2 separate regions of the Homo sapiens genome follow, and region 2 is linked to region 1. The links are chromatin contacts, found by Hi-C or POLR2A ChIA-PET in ENCODE. All regions are on one chromosome and are shown on one strand. Each heading gives the region's core, a stretch centred on a gene start or an enhancer-like site at or near the end of the contact. The rest is flanking DNA. Distances are from core to core; before and after follow the strand shown. Region 1 overlaps MKRN2 (makorin ring finger protein 2). Region 2 holds the start of RPL32 (ribosomal protein L32).

Region 1 (7,599 bases), core at 1,817-4,316:
GCCTCCTGGGCTCAAGCAGGAGCCTCTTGAGTAGCTGGGGCCACCAGTAGTGTGCGCCACCATGCCCAGCTAATTGGCTAATTTTTTTTGGTAGAGACAAGGTTTCGCCATGTAGCCCAGGCTGGTCTTGAACTCCTAGGCTCAAGTGATCCTCCTGCCTCGGCCTCCCAAAGTGCTGGGATTACAGGCATGAGCCACCGTGCCCGGCCTCAAATGTTCCTCTTTATCCTGGTTGTCAGCATGTTGATATTTTGCCTAGGAGTGGAGTGGTTTTTCTCTACGCTTATGTCACTCCCCAAGATGAGCGAAATTTTAGCTATTGTTTCATTAACTTTTTTTCTGTCTTGTTTTTTTCTTTTCCTGCTGGGACTCTACTTCCGTTTATGATAGTTTTTTTATATTGTTCATAGATCTCTGGGGATATTCATTCTTTTTCAATCTTTTTTTCTTTTCATCTCCTTGAACATAGTTGTAGCAGCTACTTTGAAATCCTTGTTATCTTGAAGTTGACCTCTGTTGTCTTTTAAGAATGGATCACATTTTCCTGATTCTTCGTATGTCTAGTAATTTTAGATTTTATCCTTGACATTGTAAATATTACATTGTAGAGAGACTTAGGATTCTGTTATGGTTTATCTGTAAAGTGATGATTTTTTTTTTTTTGAGACGGAGTTTCACTCTTGTTGCCCAGGCTGGAGTGCAGTGGCACAATCTCGGCTCACTGCAACCTCTGCCTCTCGGGTTCAAGCGATTCTCCTGCCTCAGCCTCCCGAGTAGCAGGGATTACAGGCATGCACCACTGCACCTGGCCAATTTTTTGTATTTTTAGTAGAAACGGGGTTTCACCATGTTAGCCTGGCTGGTCTCAAACTCCTGACCTCAGGTGATCCGCCCACCTCGGCCTCCCAAAGTGCTGGGATTACAGGCATGAGCCACTGCGCCTGGCCAAGTGTTGCTGTTTTTAACAGGCAGGTAAATTGTTTGAACTCAAACCCAGGTAGCAGTTCAGATCTCAGTTCTGGTTTTGCATTCGTAGCTGACTTTGTCGCATTCCTGTGTGGTTTGGGAGTTAGTCAGATTTGGGCAGAGTTTATACACAGCCTTTGAGCACTTTTTCACAGGCCCCTTACTTTGTGGGATTGCTTCCTCACTTTCCAATGGCTGTGATTTCCTTGAACTCTTGTCTTTTAGTTCTTCAGGCCAGAAAGATTGGATTTCCCCTTGGAGTTTTAGCCACCCCATGTGGTTATGATTTTGGCCTGCTCCAGGATAAGAGCTACTTCTTTTTTTTTTTTTTTTTTTTTTTTTGGAGATGGAGTCTTGCTTTGTAGCCCAGGCTGGAGTGCAGTGGCACAGTCTCAGCTCACTGCCACCTCCGCCTTCCAGGTTCAAGCACTTCTGCCTCAGCCTCCCAAGAAGGTGGGACTACAGGCGCATGCCGCCACGCCTGGCTAATTTTTGTATTTTAGTAGAGACAGGGTTTCACTGTGTTTCCCAGGCTGGTCTTGAACTCCTGAGCTCAGGCAATCCACCTGCCTCGGCCTCCCAAAATGCTGGGATTACAGATGTGAGCCACAAAAGCTACCTTTTTTAAAAAAGGTAACTTAGCCTTTGCCATTGCTATTCTTCTTTGTGTTTACTCCTCCAAAGAATCTAACTGCGTTTGTTCATTCTCTGGTGCCTTCAGGTCTTCTTGAAATATTTGTGTTAAGACTTATCTGCAGGAGGGTTGGGTATGGCAGGCGTTTACTTGTCATACTAAAAGTGAAACTATGCATTACCTTTTTTAATGGTTCCTTTATGTTGCATATTAGTTTACTAAAGCTTGATTTTTTTTTTTTTTTTTTTTTTACCATTTTTTCCTCATACAATCTTCCTGTGTGTCCACAAGAGGGCAAGGCGTGGCAAGCAGAGGGGTCCCAGCTTGTAGAAAAGGGCCCCAGCCTGTAGAAAAGGGTCCCAGCCTGTAGAAAGGGGCTCTGCTGAAAAGCAGTCTGGAGATTGTTATTGCTATTTGGATCTTTCCTTGCTTTGCTTTCCTTTAATGACTGTGTTTTTTGCAATCCACAAACATTTACTGAGTACTCACTATGGGTCAGGTACCTTCTAGCTAAGCACCACTGGGGGATGTAGAGATTAGTAAGACAATTTCTTTTTTCTTTCGAGTCTCGCTCTGTCACCCAGGCTGGCAGTGGCATGATTTCAGCTCACTGCAACCTCCGCCTCCAGGGTTCAAGTGATTCTTCTGCCTCAGCCTCCCGAGTAGCTGGGATTACAGGTGTGCGCCACGACACCCAGCTAATTTTTGTATTTTTTTAGTAGGGATGGGGTTTCGCCATGTTGGCCAGGCTGGTCTTGAACTCCTGGCCTCAGATGATCTACCCACCTCAGCTTCCCAAAGTGCTAGGATTATAGGTGTGAGCCACTGTGCCCCGCCAAGTAAGACAACTTCATGGGAAACTGCAAAAGGGCAATTATGATACAGGTTTGCTGGTGACCAGTTCTTCATGAGGGACCATCTATCACAACAGAGAAAGCACTTGGATCCACCGGGGGCTGCCAGGGGAAGCAGCATGGGAGCCTGAACCATGAAGCAGGAAGCACCTGTCTGTAGGGGGAAGTGATGGAAGGACATGGGCACAGAAGGGTGTAGGTTTTGTGTCTGGGGGACACTGGGAGTGGCTCCTGGCATTGAAACAGGTGTGTAGAAGGATGTGGTGGGACCTACAGACTGGAATCTAAGGGACACTTGAATCCCAGTGTGACCATGGTCTTTAAGAACAGGTTGGGGCCAGGCGCAGTGGCTTATGCCTGTAATCCCAGCACTTTGGGAGGCTGAGGAGGGCAGATTGCTTAAGTCCAGGGGAGACATAGGGAGACCTCATCTCTTTAAAGAAAAAAAAAAGGTTGGGAAGCTCCTCCGTGCTGCTCTGAAGGTGGAAACTGGTGGGAGTGGGAGGGAGGCCAGTGAGGAAGTGGCCCTGGCAGGCAGGCCCCAGAGGCTTCCACAAGTGTGGGAACCCAAAGGAAGGGGAGATTGGGAAGTGATTTGTAAACAGAATGAACACAGTTGGGTGTGAGAGCCGAGGACACAGAGTGAGTCAGAGTGAACTGGAGGCTTTTGGCCTTGGTGACCAGATAAGCCTGGGGGAGGAAAAAGAGTAATATTCTTGTGAGAGTGGGGGACCAGTATATAATGTGTTTGACCTGATCGAGTTCATAGCCAGTGTGCTAGGATGCTCTGGAGTTGTCCAGCAGGCTCTGGTGAGAGCAAACTGCTCACGGTCATTTGAAGTCCGCTCAGAACTCCAGGCAAGCAGGGGCCTGGAGGATGTGTCGTCCACACACCTGCTCTCCAGCCACCTGTGCTCAAATCAGATCAGCTGGCCAGGGAGCTTGTTCTCTCTCCCCCCACCCTACCCCCCCGCCACCACCCCCAGTGAGACGAAGTCTCACTCTGTCTCCCAGGCTGGAGTGCAGTGGCACAATCTTGGCTCACTGCAGCCTCCACCTCCTGGGTTCAAGCAATTCTCCTGCCTCAGCCTCAGCCTCCCGAGTAGCTGGGATTACAGGTGCCAGCCACCACACCCAGCTCATTTGTGTATTTTTAGTAGAGATGGGGTTTCGCTGTGTTGGCCAGGCTGGTCTCAAACTCCTGACCTCAAGTGATCCACCCACCTTGGCCTCCCAAAATGCTGGAATTACAGGTGTGAGCCACCACACCCGGCCAGAGGGCTTTTCTTTATGCTGCTATGAAGCCGTCCTCAGAGAACTTCACCACCGGCCTGCGGCCATCCCATCTGACAAGACGGAAAACCACTGGATTCAGGAGCCTCCTTTCCCTGTTCTTGTCTCCCGCTGTCACACACCCCAGCTGCCCCTGACAGCAGCGTGCCCTTTCTGTTGTTTGGCTTTATTTCTGTGACTTTCCCCTTCCTCTGTACTCCGAGATGGCCCTCTGGATTCTTGGGTATCTTTTTTTTTTTAACTTCAGTTTGGGATCCTTTATGATTGGATAAACCAGAGTTCATTTGAGCAAAATGGGAATTCATTTGATTGAGTTTCCTTGGGCAGGGTTCTTAACATAGAGGTCTGTGGGGAGAATGGTAGAATTAAGAGAGAGGGAAAACATTTTGAACTGTTTGGTCACTGTATGCTGTAGACCCATGTTTTATGCATTGAAAAACACTGTTCAGAGAAGGGGTCCAAAGCACATAAGGCGTGAAGAAGCCCTCCCTGGTGCCGAGGTTGGAGACAGGAAAACTGGAAGGAGACCTATGGCTTTAGGCAGTTGCTAAAACCCTCTGCTTTCCCTGTAGCCACCTTGACAGCACTGCGGCCAGGAGGAAGGGGAGAGTTGGCTTGGTGGGGTACCTAGGGAACTTTGAGCAGAGACAAGTGGCCCAGCTTCAGAGCTTAGTGCCCAGAGGAGTGACCAGGCCTGGCTTAGCTCTGTGGTGACCCAGGAGGTGCTCTGGAGCTGCCGGAGGGCCTGTGGAGCACTGCAGTCTCCACACAGCAAGTCCCCAGGCAGGTTAATATCCTTTGCAAGGCTGCAGGTAAGTGGGGATACTTCCTATCCTGCTTGGAAATCAGAATCCCAGCTGTGTGTGACCTGAGACAAATCACTCAACCTCTCCCAGCCTCAGCTGCCCCACCTAGAATGTGAGGCTGACCTACCTCTGGCGTAAGGGTGGTAAGGATGGAGGCAGGCAGTGGCCCAGTTTGGACCCCTCATTTTCCCACCAGCCTCTTGACTTTTTCTTTCTGCTTTTCAGGAAAAAAGCCTGTAAATACTTTGAGCAAGGCAAGGGGACCTGCCCATTTGGAAGCAAATGTCTTTATCGCCATGCTTACCCCGATGGGCGGCTAGCAGAGCCTGAGAAACCTCGGAAACAGCTCAGTTCTCAAGGCACTGTGAGGGTAAGGACTTTAGCCATCTCTAGTTGGGGACACTTAGCAGCTGTGGGCATTTCCAGGTACCGTTCCTGGCAGAGAAATGGGGTAGGCAAAAGAACGATCAAGGAACGCAGCCTTCCTGTTGCTCTTAGCAGTAACCAGGCATGTCCACTGGCTGTTTTTGCAGTTCTTTAATTCAGTGCGGCTCTGGGATTTCATCGAGAACCGAGAAAGCCGGCATGTCCCCAACAATGAAGATGTCGACATGACAGAGCTCGGGGACCTCTTCATGCACCTTTCTGGAGTGGAATCATCAGAACCCTAAAGAGTAGATGGTTGCCCTGCATCTTGGGCTCCATCGGCCGAAACTTTCCCAAGCCAGGGTGTGCGGAGCTTCCCTGTACTGCAGCCAAGGTGACGTGTGACTTGGATTTGAGTGGAGTTGGGCTTAGCCTTAGTCTCATTCAATCTCCATTATTACAGCCATGGGGAAGAGTGAAAGATATAAAGTAACCTAATTAAATGTATGGAATTGCTATTTTTATAGCTGATATAGTTACACCTCAAGCCCCTCAGGGGTAACAACTAACAAACACCCAAACTGTTTGGATTGATTGCTTTAAAAAACAAACCTGGCTCTTACCTTTGATCTTTTCTTCCCCAGAAATAGTAAACTTGCAGCTGCCCCTAATGCAGCATATTTTTCTTACCAAAGGAGTCTTCAGCCCTATAAAAGGATTCCTCTATAGTGTATTTCTCTAGTGTATTTAGTGTGTCGTCAAAATTTTGATTTATACAGAGCTTTCAAGAACACACAATGCAAAGTGAGCGCAGCATAGCTGTTAACAAACATACAACTTTTTTCTAGGGCTTTAAGGGTGGTCATTTTTTTCAAGTTCTCTCAAGTGTCCCAAATCAGGGTAGCAATCTTGTTGCCACATGTGCAGCAAACAAAGTGGAAGTATAGATCTTCTTCTCCCTTAGGGAGGCTCTTGAAGGAGCAGGAGGTACAGTACTGGGTAGCAGTCTGGCCCTCCTGTCGTCTGGTTGGTGTTGGGGCCTCCAGCCAGGGCCCTCTAGGGGAACCAAGCCTCTGCTCTCACCTGTGGGTTCTTGCCCATCAGGGTAATTGTATTGAGAACTCAAATATACGTGCACTTACATGTGTGGTTCGTACTCAAGTGATCTATTATCTAGCTGCAAAGCCTGGCTTTGATTTGAAATTTTGTAAAAATTTCATGGCACCCAAGGTTTCTGATTCTGACCCAGCAGTGGTCCTGAAGAGAGCTGATGGCAAGTCTTGTAGTCATTTTGATTTTAATTGAAGGGTGAGCATAACCTTGTGAACCAGCACTAGCTTGTTCCAAGCTGGAATTTATCTAATCTATTTTTGTGTTTAAAAAAGCTGTACCTACCAAATAAATAAATAGTTTATAAAATGTATTACTTAAGGTATTAGCTGAGTTTAGAGTACTTTCTGCTTAATTAATTTTTATACTTAACTCTTCAGTAGAGGTTTACAAAGAGTACAAAGGTTAAATTACAAATTCATTCCCAGCCTAGGCTCTGGGCACATTTCCTGTTCTTGAATTCTGCTCCTGAAGAGGGTGAACAAATGGGGCATTCAAGTTGTGAGCTCAGAATTACTTTAAAAGGAGGTAACAGCCAGCCATTACACCTAAATTTAATTTATTTTATTAAAATAACATAATTGAGGGACCATCAGATAACTGTATTTTGTCAGGTGCAATAAAAACAAAATTAAAACCCAAATCATCAAGAAAACCTGTATTCCTGGCTTCCTTGTATACACATGATGTGACTAGAGAAACAAGGCTGTTTGTTTGTTTGTTTGTTAGAGAAACAAGGCTGGCCCTGCGGCCCCGCCCCATAGGGGCAGCTCCTGGAAGACAAAATTCAGCATGATGGAAGACTGCTCCCTGAGAGGGCTGAGATGCGGATTGGCCGAGTGCCTTGCCTGGAAAACCATCCCAATGCACTGGACACCTTAGAAGCTGTGAAAGGAGGACGTGTCCCCTAAGAAAAGTTCCATAGTACCAAAGCAGGCTCCTTCGGGCGGCCAGAGTCTCGGCAGTCCTGGGCTGTTTGGTGCCTTATGTGCAAAATGTCTGGCGCTGCACCACTCTCTGAAGAAAGTCCCGCCTGTGACATGCATTCCTCCAGAAGCTGATTTCCAAAATCCCATGTGTCTCCACATCAGGGCTGGACTGCCTGCTACCTTACTTCCTCTAAATACTCATGTAGCCAACAGCTGGGGCTGGGCCCCTGCTTTTTGTACTACCATCAACATCCACTTGCGCATCTACAGAAGGCTGGGCCTTGAGCATGGGGAATGTGGGGAGGGAGCAGGACACACCAGCACTGCAAATGGCTTCCTTCTCCCAGGGCCCAAAGGGATAGAAAAGAAGGCAACATGAAGTTAAGGCCCTGTGAGCAGTCTAGAAGGTCCTTAGCAGCAGCTTCTCTGAAAACATGTGTTCTGCCTCTGGAGAAAGGGAGCAGAAAAGTGGTGCCTGCTGGCTTCTCCTCCTCCCCTGGCAGCCTGAAGACAGGTGCAAAGTCAACTAGAAGACAGGCAGCCTCGGGGACGTGGTCAGCGTGCAAGCATTGATATCCTCAGTGTGGGCTGCCCGATGCAAGGATGGCTCGGAAGCGCTCCGGTTGATCTTCGGTAGAGAG
Region 2 (7,599 bases), core at 3,175-5,674, 260 kb after region 1:
CTTGTCCATCTATATATTTGATAATCACAATCAGAGTGTACCCACCATTTTAAATGTGTCCCCCCTGGCTTGGGCATTTTCCACACTACAACACTCGAATCATTTTGAGTGGACCCACAACATTTTATCCAGCACTCTACAATTCTCTCATTATATTTTCAGTTGTTTCCAGTGGGTTATTGCTGCAATGACTAGCTTTAGTTTGCCTGCTTTTCCATTCCTTAAGGACAAATGCCCAGAAATGGAACTTAGAGATCAAACGTCAAAGAGTATTTCTATGGATCTTAAAGACTGCCAAGCTGCGCTTACAGAGCATATGCCAACCAGCCAACATGTGCACTGCAACTGAGTAATCATGTTGGCCATACAACAGGTATTGCCTGTTACAGTTCAACTCATACAGCCAACTGTGGTTTCAGTATCCACCATTAATTCCTTCGCCCATCTTTTCTAACAGAAATTTTCAGCATTTCAACGCCTGGTTAAATTTCCAATCTTGGAAGGTAACCACGTTAGAATACTGGTCTTGTTCATTTTTATTACTTGTATCTACAACCACTGTAGGTGAAAGTTATCTTTGTAAACGTAAACACAAACATCCTAGTTAGTCACACACACTCCATGTTCTTTCTAGTTTACTTAGGAAAATTCAGCTTTTTGGCTTTCATTTACCAGTAAGTGAAGAAAATAAACTGTCACTTCCCATGAGAATTTTTCATTCCACTGCCCTAGTTTTAATCTAAGCAGGTCACTGAGTCTTTTATACACAAAGCTCACCAAGTGTCTAACTTACTCAAAACACCTAGAACTAGCTGGGTGTGGTGGAGTGTGCCTGTGGTCCTAGCTACCAGGAAGGCTGAGATAGGAAGACAGCTTGAGCCCACCTTGAGTTTGGGGCTGCGGTGTGCCATGATCACAGCTGTGAACAGCCACTGCACTGTAGCCAGGGCAACACAGAGCCTGTCTATCTCTAAAATCAAACCAGGCCAGGCATAGTAGCTCATGCCTGTAATCCCAGCATTTTGGGAGGCTAAGGCAGGCAGACCGCTTAAGGTCATGAGTTCAAAACCAGCCTGGCCAACATGGTGAAACCTCATCTGTACTAAAAATACAAAAATTAGCCAGGAATGGTGGTGCACGCCTGTAATCCCAGCTCTTGGGAGGGTGAGGCAGAAGAAACGCCTGAAACTGGGCGGTGGAGGTTGCAGTGAGCCGAAGTCATGCCACTGCACTCCAGCCCCGGCAAGAGAGCAAGACTTCATCTTAAAAAACAAAAACCAATAAAACCCACCTGGAACCAATGCCCTGCAAACCCTCCATGTGCTTTCACCTCTACACCTTTGTGTAAGCACTCTCTGCCTGCCAAGTTTCCTCCTGTTCTCCATCTAATGCAAACTTTCCAGAGCCCTCCTGCCCCTGAAGATACCCCTTACCACAGCACAGACTTAAGAGCCCCTTAAGGTCTGAGGTCCATGTTTGACCTTCTCCCGCTTGTAAGCCAAAAATAAAATTCAAAGGCCCCCAGCAACCATCTGAATGCACTCCCTCCTTGAATAGGGCACTCTTGGTTTCCACAACCTCTTACTGTAGCCAAGACATTCCTTTCTAGTGATAACCAATTCTCGACGAGAAACAGAAAATCTATCCAAAACCTCGAAGTGCCGCCTTTCTGGACCAAACCAATGTATGCCTTATGTGTATTTGATTGATGTCTCATGTCTCCCTAAAATATGTAAAACCAAGCTGCTCCCCGCCCACCTTGGACACATATTCTTAGGGTCTCCCAAGGGCTGTGTCACGGGCCATGGTCAACTCATATTTGGCTCAGAATAAATCTCTTCGAATATTTCAGAGTTCAACTCTTTTGCTTGACACCTTCATAAAGAAAGCAACATTTTGGAAACAACAGCCAAAGGATATTGTAGTAGTGGAAAGTGGCTATTATTGCAGTGTTCACAAAGCAGTCTTTTCCTGGTCTTGGGTCTCTACACTTAGAAGACCAAGTCACCTCCTTCAGCAAAGGAAACACCTTGAATTCCCCAACAAGCATTCTCTAAAATCCTGCAAGGAACAACTTCTGATTCCCTCAGAGAATGTACAACACCCCCCGCCAAAATGCATCCCAAGAGTTTGTAGAGTTCCTGCCAGAAGTGCTCACACAGATGCAAACTTCTGATCACTGAAAACTAGAGGTGGGACCCAACTCACTTGTTGCACATCAGCAGCACTTCCAGCTCCTTGACGTTGTGGACCAGGAACTTCCGGAAGCCACTGGGCAGCATGTGCTTTGTTTTTTTGTTGCTTCCATAACCAATGTTGGGCATCAAGATCTGGCCCTTGAATCTTCTACGAACCCTGTTGTCAATGCCTCTGGGTTTCCGCCAGTTACGCTGAAGGAAATAATACACAGGTGGGTTAGCGTCTGTGCAGAGTGCGAACTCTTCCTTTTGGGGAGGGAAAAAAAGGACCAAATGAAAAGGAAGTATGCCACACAGTAGTTGCCTTTGGTAACAGGACTTCACTATTTCCTTACTTTTTTGGTGGGAAAAACCAGGAGCTCGTGGCTTTAGCCACTAGGGATGAAGGCACCCCCACCATTGCCACTCCCAAGCAATGGAGGAGGCACCAATGGGATGCGAGGGGACTGTGTAGATACTGAGATGGCAAGCACAGCTGCAGACACTGCTCTCAGCACCTGAGTTTTCTTGTCTATAAAATAGGGATCCTGCTGTCACAAGGCAACCCAAAATACAGGACACAAATGCAAAGCCCTCTGAACACATCAAAACGGCCAAATGTCCCTTTTCATTAAAGTTTCGCTTCACACATCAAGAGACATAAGTACCAGCACTAGGGCACACTGGGGGAGACCTGTATTTCTACAGAAAGCTCTTCCACAAGCCAGTTCATCGGTCAAAGATAATCCTGACTAGGTGATGTCAGAAACTGTTGGAAACTCTTTTCTTCACCCCACACCCATTTCCATCCCAGGACCACATACCTTAATTTTGACATATCGGTCTGACTGGTGCCGGATGAACTTCTTGGTTCTCTTTTTGACGATCTTGGGCTTCACAAGGGGTCTGAGGGCGGCCATGATGCCTTTTGGGGAAGAAGCGGCCCCAGGTGAGGAAGAATCCTGGAAGGAGGCTTTCCTGCCCAGGGACTGAACACTGTCGCAGAGTGTCTTCCAATCGCCAGCTACGGAGCAAGCTGGGAATGGAATGGGTGCCTCTGCCAGGCTTGCTTTCCCTCCCTTTCCGAAGCTGGCAGAATACTAGGCACTCTCCAGATGCGATCCCAGGAGGTCAAGGGTCACCTCACCCACTCAGAGCCCAAAGAATGCCAACAGCTGAGCAAATCAAAACTGACCCCAAGACACTCTCAATTTGCAAGGGGCAGCAAATCCCACCCCACCAGTGTCCGAACCCCCAGATGGTCCTTCCGGTAGTACTGGCCTTGACCATCTACTTGAACCTGAGTCTTTTCCTCACCTGTAAAATGAAGATGACACTGCGCGCTGAATGCCTGCAGTGCCTGTCACAGGGTAAATGTTCAATAAAACCTTCTAATTCCCTAGGGAGCTGCTGCGCTACCACACCCTCAACACACACAAAACCACCATATACCTCTGAAGATGCCTCAAACCTGGAGATCTTCCAGTATCAACTCACACCTTCCTCAGTGTGGTCTTCCGAGCCATTGATTTCCTACAGCAGCACCCCTTCTGCTCTCTTCGCAGCCATCAACTGGCCCAGAGTGGGTACTCAATGAACCACGTATTCAAAACGACTCTGCCTTCTGGCCCATGATATCCTCGAAGGCAAGGTGGGGGCAGTTGCATCTTCATATTCCCAGAGATACTACCAGAATTTCTGCCTGCAGCTGGACCAGCCGACCTACAGCTCGTCTTTCCTTGGCGGTCCCGCAGCAGCAGCCCTCGGGCCAGAGACTGCAGCGGAAGAAGCCGGCCATGGCATGAACGAATACACGTGGGCCGACATTGGTGAGCGCTGGGATCCACAGATCCCAGCTGAAAGCTGTCAAGCTGGGCCACCCCTGGTCGTCCCACGGCCCCCAGGAGACCCCGAAGTCTGGCCTCAACTAGCACCCTCCACCGCCAAGGAACAAACAAGCAGCCCGCAGCTCTGAATACAGGCGGAGGGCAGGAGGCTCTGGGACGCAAAGCCCTATCAACTCGGCGGCTTCGTTCTGTTCCTGTACACGCTCCAGTAAGCTGACAATAACAATACCCACAGACACTACCGCGCTGAAGGGGAGGCCTCCGCACCACTGGGCGACGGGGCCAGATGAATCCCGCAGGAATGCGGATTGCCACGGATTAACACTTACCGAGAAGGAGATGGCTGCCACCTCCGTAGGCAGCGCCGAGGAAGAGAGAAGGGACGGTGGCGCGCAAGGGCTGATGGGTCGTAACCCCTGGGTCCTAGCAGGGAAAAAGGCAAGCACTTCCGGCTCCGGCTCTTTTAAATAAAATAAAGACACGTCAAAAAATAATGCCGCAAAAATTCTGAGTATACATGTTTTAATAGACAATAATAACTAGGAATAGGACTGAGAAATGTATTCTACCTATCCTTGGGACTACGTAGAAATTTGGAATTCTTTCTGAGCTAATAAGACCTGGTGGAGGGAGGAATTTACTTCCGCCAGAAGTCGAAGCCAATCCGCTTTTGGGCTATTTCCGCCCGCGTTTCTTCTACTCCGAAGTGCGCCTCTTAGTGGTCAGAAGAGAACAAGACAGAGACTTCCTAATAATTTCATCACCGAATTTAGACAGTAAATAGTAACGAAAACAGCTAACATGCGATGGAGTTCACTATGCCTACCACAATTCTATAACGTACCCCTATTATTGTCTCCATTTTGCATATGTGGAAGATGAAATTTGGAGACTTGACTCCAAACTCCACGCTTCTAACCACTGGGCGAAACTGCCTAGTTTTTCTTTGTTCATTTTTTAGAAATGGGGTCTCACTCTGTTGCCCAGGCTGGTCTTGAACTCCTGGGCTCAAACGATTCTCTCGCCTCAGCCTCCTGAGTAGCTGGGATTACGGGCACGAGCTACTGCCTAGATGTTTTTTGTTTTGTTTTGTTTTTTGGTTTTTGGTTTTTTTTAGACAGGGCCTCCCTCTGTCACCTAGGCTGGAATGCAAAGGTGCCATCTCACGGCTCACGGCAGCCCCTGCCTCCCAGACTGCCTAGTTTTTAAAGATGCTCTTGATTTGTTTTGCTTAGCTTTTGTATTTAAGATTATTGTGCAAATTGGCTGAGCACTATGGTTCACACCTATAATTCCAATACTTTGGGAGTCTGAGGTGGGAGATTTGCTTGAGCCCAGGAGTTCAAGACCGGCCTAGGCAACATAGTAAGACCCTGTCTCTACAAAAAATAAAATAATTAGCTGGGGCTGGTGGCGCATGCCTGTAGTCCCAGTTACTCGAGAGGCTGAGCTGGGATGATCACGTGAGCCCAGCAGTTCTAGACTGCAGTTAGCTGTGATAATGCCACTGCACTCCAGCCTGAGTGACAGAGCAAGACTCTGTCTCAACAACAACAAACCTATAAAGACAAATAACCCAATTGAAAAATGGGTAAAGAATCCAAATAGACATTTCTCTGTGGCCAATGAACACATGAAATGATCCACATCATTAGCCATCAGGGAAATACAAACTGGAACTGCAGTGAGATACCATTTCACACTCACTAGGACAGAGAAATGGGAATGTCCGTACAGTGCTAGTGCAAATATGAAATGGTGCAGTCACTTTGGAAAAGAATAGCATTTCCTCAAAATGTTAAACATAAAGTTACTGTAAGACCCAGCGACTGGGCGCGGTGGCTCATGCCTGTAATCCCAGCACTTTGGGAAGCTGAGGTGGGCAGATCACCTGTGGTCAGGAGTTCGAGTCCATCCTGGCCAACATGGTGAAACCCCATCTCTACTAAAGTTACAAAAAATTAGCTGGGTGTGGTGGCACATGCCTGTAGTTCCAGCTACTAGGGAGGCTGAGGCACGAGAATCACTTGAACTCAGGAGGTGGAGGTTGCAGTAAGTGGAGATCGCGCCATTGCACTCCAGCCTGGGCAACAAGAGCGAAACTTTGTCTCAAAATAATAATAATACATGAATTGGTGTCCCACAAAATGAAGATACTTTTTTTCTGATAAGAATATACACATAAGATTTATGTCAACTCAGTAATCATTCAGGAGGTTTTACTTCCTGAGATTTTTTTTAATGAAAACATTTTCTCAAGTTAGATTCCTAGGGTGTCTAAGTCAATGCCAAGAAAAGTTTGGAAAGACTTTGAGAGAAGGCCAGCCCAGCATCTTTCTTGTAAGCGGAGGTAGATTTGGTTTCACAGAGGCCTACTGGAAGTGATAAAAGGGAAGAATTCTTTAGGAATCACTTTAGTGTTTACTGTACATGCTAGGGACATAAATTTTTTTTAAAAAAAGGAATCACTGTGGTGTAAAATACTATTAAAATTTCTCTAAAAGTCTAGAGCTGGGCTGGATATGGTGGCTCACACCTGTAATCCCAGCACTCTGGGAGGCCAAGGCAGGAGGATTGCTTGAGGCCAGGCATTCAAGAGCAGCCTGGAAAACAAACCAAGACCTCATTTATATATTAAAAAAAAAATAGCTGGATTTGGTGGCACTCACTTTGCAGTCCCAGTTACTTGGGAGGCAAGGGCAGGAGGATTGCTTGAGGCCAGGCATTCAAGAGCAGCCTGGAAAACAAACCAAGACCTCATTTATATATTAAAAAAAAAAAATAGCTGGATTTGGTGGCACTCACTTTGCAGTCCCAGTTACTTGGGAGGCAAGGGCAGGAGGATTGCTTGAGCCAGGAATTGGAGGCTTCAGTGAGCTATGATGGCACCACTGCACTCTAGCTTGAGTAAATTTCACCTGCTGCAGACCTGCCTGTGTCTATGCGCTCCTAAAGAGCGGGAAGGAAACCATCAGTTTTGTCATCTGAAAGGGGAAAAGAGACGGGCAAACCTGGCCTTCTGCTCACTTCACAGGAATGCCGGAAGAGCCAGCAGAACGGGAAGTGCTTGGATCTTTGGGGGCATGGGCGTTTACGTATCATTCAGCCTTGTGGCCTGAGGAAGCATGTCACCAGAGAAGACAGCTCGAAGACTCCATGCCCAGGGCCTGGCTGGCTTTCTGCTGGGCTTGCACCATTCTTTGCCTCTTTAGGGCTTTGTAGGTGGTCAGGGCTGGTTTTCTGGAATGAAGTTCCCCCCAAAGCTGGAGCCCCTCCTGACTGGTTATCTTGGCCACTGCAGGGTTTCCCAATGTTACAGGCAGATTCGGTCCCCTTACTAGGCTCCTCCTTGTTCTCGGCAGCAAAATCGATAGTGCGAGGGACCTGGAGTAGGGAGCTGCCTCAGTCATTAGAAAGGGTTACCTGGTGATATGGTTTGGCTGTGTCCCCACCTAAATCTCATTATGAATTGTAATAAACCCCAAGTGTCAAGGGCAGGGCCAGGTGGAGATAATCCAATCATGGGGGCAGTTTTCCCCATACTGTTCTCTTGGTAGTAAATAAGTCTCACAACA

The links. Hi-C counts contacts between places; a loop is a spot of excess contacts on that map. ChIA-PET counts read pairs that join two places held with the same protein, here RNA polymerase II (POLR2A). Pooled maps may share reads with other maps.
Region 2: a map of gastrocnemius medialis shows a loop between it and region 1 (2.1-fold over the local background). The contact joins the promoter of RPL32 here to the enhancer-like site in region 1. A Hi-C loop is called at or near these places in 1 of 168 maps with a recorded cell type or tissue (gastrocnemius medialis) and 1 of 50 pooled maps. POLR2A ChIA-PET finds 5 or more read pairs at or near these places in 7 of 52 experiments (K562, OCI-LY7, Panc1 and 4 more).

Annotation. Positions count from the first base shown.
Region 1 is chr3:12,577,030-12,584,628 of GRCh38, forward strand. It overlaps MKRN2 (makorin ring finger protein 2), which reads left to right. Exons shown (of 8, transcript NM_014160.5): 7 at 4,779-4,923; 8 at 5,087-6,684. The coding sequence ends at 5,224. RAF1 (Raf-1 proto-oncogene, serine/threonine kinase) reads right to left here. Exons shown (of 17, transcript NM_002880.4): 17 at 6,572-7,599. The coding sequence ends at 7,485. Among named protein-coding and RNA genes, the nearest start is that of MKRN2, 24 kb to the left of the region's middle. Within about 2 kb of position 3,067, at least 2 of the 41 ENCODE cell types and tissues checked have a DNase peak (open chromatin) inside an H3K27ac peak, as active enhancers do.
Region 2 is chr3:12,837,141-12,844,739 of GRCh38, forward strand. It overlaps RPL32 (ribosomal protein L32), which reads right to left and starts at 4,425. Exons shown (of 4, transcript NM_000994.4): 1 at 4,354-4,425; 2 at 3,002-3,102; 3 at 2,209-2,390. The coding sequence starts at 3,097. SNORA7A (small nucleolar RNA, H/ACA box 7A) reads right to left here and starts at 3,310; the gene lies at 3,172-3,310. RefSeq lists enhancers at 2,785-3,723, 3,724-4,660, 4,754-5,003.